Linked DNA regions of Homo sapiens: region 1 is linked to region 2. Evidence: chromatin contacts called from ENCODE Hi-C or POLR2A ChIA-PET data. All regions are on one chromosome and are shown on one strand. Each heading gives the region's core, a stretch centred on a gene start or an enhancer-like site at or near the end of the contact. The rest is flanking DNA. Distances are from core to core; before and after follow the strand shown.

What was found. Hi-C counts contacts between places; a loop is a spot of excess contacts on that map. ChIA-PET counts read pairs that join two places held with the same protein, here RNA polymerase II (POLR2A). Pooled maps may share reads with other maps.
Region 1: a pooled map shows a loop between it and region 2 (2.2-fold over the local background). The contact joins two enhancer-like sites. A Hi-C loop is called at or near these places in 2 of 50 pooled maps. POLR2A ChIA-PET finds 5 or more read pairs at or near these places in 3 of 52 experiments (OCI-LY7, activated CD4-positive, alpha-beta T cell and activated T-cell).

What each region holds. Positions count from the first base shown.
Region 1 is chr2:54,754,249-54,757,874 of GRCh38, reverse strand. The region is part of intron 2 of EML6 (EMAP like 6); the gene reads right to left. Among named protein-coding and RNA genes, the nearest start is that of EML6-AS1, 5.0 kb to the right of the region's middle. RefSeq lists an enhancer at 2,094-2,163. Within about 2 kb of position 1,919, at least 2 of the 41 ENCODE cell types and tissues checked have a DNase peak (open chromatin) inside an H3K27ac peak, as active enhancers do; they include OCI-LY7, where a contact is called at or near this core.
Region 2 is chr2:54,865,811-54,869,281 of GRCh38, reverse strand. EML6 (EMAP like 6) reads right to left here. Exons shown (of 42, transcript NM_001039753.4): 14 at 2,398-2,516; 15 at 1-101. Among named protein-coding and RNA genes, the nearest start is that of EML6-AS1, 120 kb to the right of the region's middle. Within about 2 kb of position 1,686, at least 3 of the 41 ENCODE cell types and tissues checked have a DNase peak (open chromatin) inside an H3K27ac peak, as active enhancers do; they include OCI-LY7, where a contact is called at or near this core.

The DNA of each region.
Region 1 (3,626 bases), core at 670-3,169, 110 kb after region 2:
AAAGCAAATGAGTAAGTGGTGACTGATTTTAGAACCCTAAGAAATCTAAGCCTACCAGGGCGAGGGTGGGAGGAAGAAGGGGGAAGTCAGAAAGAAGCAGCCAGCTCACAGCCGGAAACCTGGAAAGGCTCAGGGCCTTGCAGATACATATCCTGAAGGCTGGAGTGGAGGGAGGGGGTGAAAGTAGGAGGACTAGTTGAGAGCTTGTGTAAAGAACAGTGAGTCCACCAGAATCCTCCTCTCACCCAGCAGAACTCTGGAGATTTACTCTCTGGGGCTGCCCAGCTGAGGAAAGCTCATACAGGAAGTTAAGTGAGTCGGCGGCCTTGTGAACCATAAAACCTCTCTCCATTTTACTCCTGGAACACTTGCCACCAGGTATACTGCATACCCCACGGTCACCCCCAGGCAAGAGATTGGAGGTTCCTTTCTGGGGAAACTGACCAACACAAGAGAAAATGCCCCTCCATCCTGACATTGTATTACAGCATCCTCCATTGCAAAGGCGGTGCACCACCTTAACACCCTATGGTGAAACCACTCATCAACACTGCCCCTCATATAGAGCTCCCAATTTGCTTTCAGGGGTCTTGCTCTTAAATACAAAGAGAGCCAAAGCCTGCCCAACATCTGATGAAAGCCTTGAACCTAAAAGTTAAAGACCAATACAAATATACAGGAGAAAAAGGGAATGCTGAGGTGACAGAGAAAAGGAAGGAGACATAAGGGAGGGACATAATTAATATACTCAGAAAAAAGAAAAAATATGGCAATATATTGAAACAAGAAGGTATAAAAAAGAAAAATTCAGTAAATTTTTAAAAAGCATTTTAAAATATAAAATATAAAAATAAAAATTCAACCGATTTGAATGACAAAATAGAAAAATCTACCAGAAAATAGAAAACAATAATAATAAGGAAAATAGGATTACAATTACAGATCCAGGAGGTCTCAAAACTACCAAAAAGCTTTGAAGAAGAAAGAGCAAAGAGAATGGAAAGGAAGGCAAGAAAACATTCCAGAACTGAGACTCAGGAGTTTGTAGGTTGAAAGGCCCAAAAAAGGCAAGATCAATGGATGGAAGACCCAAACAAAGCCACATTATTGTTAAATTTCAGTATGCCAGGAATAATGACCCAGAGTATCAGAGAAAACCACAACAAAAATAAATTAGAAATCCTACCTTTTAAGAAAATAACCCCAAATCAAAAAAAAGGCTTTTTGTAGAAAAAAATGCTCCTGAGAACATCATTTATAAAAAGGAAAATATAAACTTAAAAAAAGATTTTTTTAAAAAGGAAAATAAAAGAAACACCCTACTGCCCAAATACAAGAGAAATGGTTCAAGAAACTGCTGTGTATGACAATATAAAATCAGGACCAAAACCCAAACTTGTATAAACAGCATGCTCACAGACATAAAAACATAAGCACATTAAAGGAAACAGAATGAATATCCATTAAAATGTTAACATTTAGACATCCACTCTGTGTTGGACAAAGTGAATTTTATTCTACCAACCTTTCCATTGAGAACTTCTATAAAAGCTAGATAAAATTAAAGAGCACAGTCGATTGAAGACACTGATGAACAAACCAAAGCAGGAGGAATTTTAGGGGCAGGGATCCTGACAGAAGAGCAATGCCCTGAACATTAAAGTAAGCCCTAAATTTCACCCACTCTGCCTCCTTGGGGCATTTACCAATTTGCAGTGCAGAGCCCAGAGGGTAAGCAGAAACTGCCACCTATCGCTCACGGCATTCTCACTGAATGAGAGAAACAAAACTTAGAATTCAGGGCTTCCAAGGCAGCCTAAACTTAAGGAAGAGGGCCAAGATCCAAATTAAAAATGGTATGGCAGAGAGGAAAGTCCAACCCTCTGCATACAATTTCCCCTTAAGGTATTTGCCGATTCCTAACCAGTACATACAAGAAGGAAGAGCTTTCTTAGCCAAGCAGAAAACAGCGGTTAAGAGGTTAAAAACCTAAGCAGAACCACCCTGGGCAACATGATGAAACTCCGTCTCTACTAAAAATAGAAAAATTAGCCAGGCGTGGTTGCCTGCACCTGTAGTCCCAGCTACTCAGAGGCTGAGGTGGGAGGATCGCTTGAGCCTGGGAGGTGGAGGGTGCAGTGAGCTGAGATCACACCACTGCACTCCAGTCTGAGTAACAGAGCCAAACCCTGTCTCGAAAAAACTAAAAAATTATATTTCTATATACTAGCAAAAATAATTAGAAAATGAACATTGAAAGTATACCATCTGCAATAGCATCAAAACCCATCAAATACGTAGAGATGAACATCAAAAGATGGATAAGACTTCCTCCAGAAAATTATAAACCATTACTAAGAGAACAAAGTAGAGGGATATATCATTTTCATGGATTGGAAGACTCAATATTATAAAGATGTCAATTCTCTCCAAAGTGATTTATACAATCAATATAATCTCAATCAAAATATCAGCAGGTTTTTAATGGAAATTGACAGATCAATTCTAAAACTGATACAGAAATACAAAGGACGCAGAATACTCAAGACAACTCTGAAGAAGTACCACAAAGTCAGAGAGGTTATATTCTCAGAGTTCAAACTGCAGTAATTAAAACAGCGTGGCGTCAGTGCAAGGATGAAGACTAATGGATCAGAATGGAATCCAGAAACAGACTTATTAGGGCTGCCTGATTTATGACAAGGTTGCCACTAGTTCAATGGGTTAAAAAATGATCTTTTCAATAATAGATCTGGGTTAACTGTATATCTGTATTTAAAAAACAAATTGCTAATCATGACCATCTCATAAAATCATTTCCATTGGATCACAGACCTAAATTTTAAAGGTAAATCAATAAAGTTTCTGGAACTGTGGTATCCATTGTGGTAACCACTAGCTACATGTGACTAACTACATTTAATTTTGAATTAATTAAAATCTAATAAAATTTAAAATTTAGCTTTCACTAACCACATTTTAAGTGGCCAGTAGCCAAATGTGACTAGTGGGCTACCACTGGACAGTACAAACATAGAACATTTCTGCACTTCAGAAAGTTCTACTGGACAGTGCCGTTTTGAGAAGATTACATAGGAAAATCTTTACATAACCCTGAATTGGGGAAATATTTCATTAACAGGACCCAGACAGCACTAATCATAAAGTAAAAGATTGATAAAGATTGATAAATTGGACTTCACTAAATAAAGAATGTCTGATCATCAAAGAATACAAATGCAAGCCACAGAATGGGAGAAGATATTTGAAATATAGAATTGACAAAGTACTCATATCCAGTATATATAAATAACTCATATATATCAATAAGAAAAAGACAGGCAACCCAGTTATTTCAAATGGTCAAAAAGACCTGAAGAGGCACTTCACAAAAGAGGGTATCAAAATGGTCACTAAGCACATGAAAAGGTGCTTGTACTAGTTTCCTATTGCTGCCATAATAGGAAATTACCATGAACTTAGTGGCTTCAAACAACACAAATGTACTAACTTACAGTTCTGAAAGTCAGGTGTCCAAAATGTGTCTCAATGAACGAAAATCAAGATTTTCAAGGCTGACTAGTGGTCAGATTTTCAAGACAGGTGCAGTGGCTCCCACCTGTAAT
Region 2 (3,471 bases), core at 437-2,936:
GCTGCTGCCGATTATACACGACAGCAACTGCAGCAATGTGGTAGACTACTTCTCCAGCTTGTGTGTAGAACAGATTGTTTCTACAGTCGTAGCCTCTATAACTGAAGCACAGGTCCAAGAAATGCATAGTGGTTGAACAAACAGCAAATGCATGGAGCAGGAGGTGTCAGAGGCAAGGCTAACATATTGACGTGAACATGTACAAGTGGAACCCCAGGTGTCACATAGGACAGCAATGTTTAAATGAGGATATGTGGCCGTCTGAGGGCATGAGATGACTCTCAAAAAGGCACATGGGCACTGAACATTGTAACAGAATCTGTTAGCAGATCCTCAGCTGTTGTGTGCGCTTTTTCTTAAAAACGATCATCTGAGAACACATCTGTGATGAGGCACAGGTATTCCTTTCCCATCTCCCCTCTCATAAATGCCTTCCGCCCACTGCAGAAAGCCATTCCTCTCCTCCATCTGGAATCCTATTACACTGTATTACTCCGGGACACAGACCCTTCCAGGGGCACCAAAACAAAGGAACAATTCAAAATACAAGTATGCATGTTGAAAGAAAACAACTCTAATGACTGGCTAAGGAATCCTGCAAATCAAGTGATTTCCAATTCTTTGCTTTCAACAAAATTGTACAGAGACTTAATGGAATTACCAGCTGAAAGATTATTTTTTGTGATATATCAAAATCAAATATGACTTTTTTGGCCTATCACAGGAGTCTGAAGAATTGAATAACATTGCTATAAAATGGCCTCCATTCTTACCTAATTATTTAAGAGAATAAACTTTCTCACTGCTTACATCTATACAAAAATGAGAACTGAGAATAGACTCAATATTAAACTTTGTTACATTCTAACAGTAAGTAATATAAATGCACAGATCTTGCAACTGAAAACCAATCCATCATATTAAAATAATTTCCAACAAAATTTTTCTGTGCTTAATAATTATATGTCACAATTAGTAATATATTCATGTTGATTTAGTCGACTTTACTAATAACTATAATTCAAATAAACTGTTAATGGAGCAACACTAACAGAAAAATAACATGATCCTCCTAATTAAAAATTTGTTGCCATATTAGAAAAAAAAATTTATTTCAGTAACATTTTAAACCCAAAACACATCTAAGATATTACTATATCAACATGTAATCAATATAAAAACTTATGAGATATCTTACATTCCTCTTTTCATAGTAAGTCTTCAAAATTGGTGTGCATTTTACACATGCAGAACATCTTTTTTCAGAATAGCCGTATTTTAAGTGCTCAGTGACTGTGTGTGGCTAGTGGATATTGTATTGGGCTGAGTTAGAGTCTTAGGACCACAGAAAAATTTTTTTTCTTGCAGAGGGTATGACATGGTGACAAAGGACTCTCAAGCATAAAAAGATTATGTTAGGGTAAAATTTTATGGGAAAATTAGAATGGAAATGTGAACTTAGGTAGAAATATGAATGATGTAAAATAGCTTCCTGTTTTAGAAGGACTTCTTCAGGTATTTTTTTTCCCCTTTTGGGACAGGGCCTCACTGTTAACCAGGCTGGAGTGCACTGGCAAGATCACAGCTCACTGCAGCCTAGACCTCCCCAACTCAGGTGATTCCCCAACCTCAACTTCCCTCCTGGGTAGCTGGGACTAGAGGTACACGCCACCACATCTGGCTAGTTTTTTGTAGAGATGAGATTTCACCATGTCTCGAACTCCTGGGCTCAAGCAATCCACCTGCCTCAGCCTCCCAAAGGGCTGGGATTACAGGTGTGAGCCACTGTGTCTGGTCTCACATATTTTTTAAGTTGATCATAGTGAGAATCAAACATTTATGGCATTTAGGTTCCTTTGCATCCATTTAAAGGACTGATGTATTCATAATACAGATAGTATCTTCTCAGCCATTTAAACCGACATTAAAAAGTTTTAGTTGTCTACTTAAAATATGCAAGGGTGCATATAATTTTACAAAATTCAAAATTATGTTGGGCACATGTGCAGAAAATATTTGAAGAAAATACTGTCCTATGGTGGAGCCAGCAAAACACAGCAGGGGATTAGGGGAAAGGAGAAAGAGGAAGTGAAGATGGTGATGAGAAAGAAGTGCAGCAGCAATGAGCAGCAGCACCCTTTAAGTCATGGAATTATATGAAGTCTGAGAAATCTAGAGACAATCACACTGTGATGGCCACAGAACATCAACGAGGGAAGTGGATAGAGAGTCACACTTAAAATAGCAACCACAGGTACAAGTGCACATTGCAGAGAAGAGCTAGCCAGGAGGAGGACGACACTGAGGGGAGGGGATCCCTTAAGCCTGGTGCTAAGGTTGGTGACAGCCAGGCAGAGACAGAGGAACACATACGGGCGCCCATGACAGGCCACCCACCCGTGTATGAACTGGAGTTTCAAGCTGTCCTCAGGAGCCTTTTCTCGTTTGAGGAAGGGCACTGCGTGGTTTTTCTCTTTACTTTGTTGCTTTAGCTGAGGTAGATCTTCTTTGTAAACCTTAAAGTACAACAGAAACATCTGGGTGAGATGCCTTTCATCAGGTTCCAAAAATATCAGCATCTTGACATTCTTGTAAAATCTTTAATTGCTTCAATAAAATGTCTTTGAAAACTTAAGACATGAGAATGAATATTACTTTTTCCTAATGAATAAAACTAATATGAACTATTTTTTAAATAATTGGGATTTTAAAATAATCTTTCTTGATTTGTTACTGTTTTCTTAATGTCTAGAAAATATATCAGTAAATTTTAAAGGAAATTAAGTATCAGTAAAATATAAATAAAATAGTTTGTTTTATTTCTTCTAAGGCCAGAAATCTCTTACTGATTCTGACAGTTGAAAAATGTGGACCTCATGAGTCATGACAATTTTCTCCTGAAATCCCTCTTTGGAATCACATTCACTTCATAGCTTCATGCATCTTAACAGATCTGAGATACAGAGCAAAGATCAATCTTGGTCTAACTTGGGACCTAAAACGTGCTGCTGATTGTACCATTTAAACGCATATAAAAACCCATCTGTTGTTTACTGTGTATTTATACTTTACTACCAAGAAATGTCCATTTAACAGGTGGAGAATCAAATCCAATCTAGTAATAATTTCTCATCTTCATCAAGTTTTTATTTAATCAAACTCTTTTAAAAATCATAAAATATAAGGCCCCTGTTTAGGATTTGATCAAAAATCATTTGTAAAAGGTCAGAAGAACTCTCACTACTGTTTTGTCTACTACAGATGCAATTAACCAAGCTTCTAGAATCTAAAGATTATTATTCAACTTAATTCATGATGCTTTCATCAGCTCACCAACTATTTACTTTAGAGCAATGAATTCTAGTCTTGATATTTCTATTGTTTAAATGGGTCTCATAACCTCTGTGGGCTTCAAATTCTCATCTGTAAAATTGAGTTAAAAAATCCCTGTTAAGGAATAACTCAGGAATA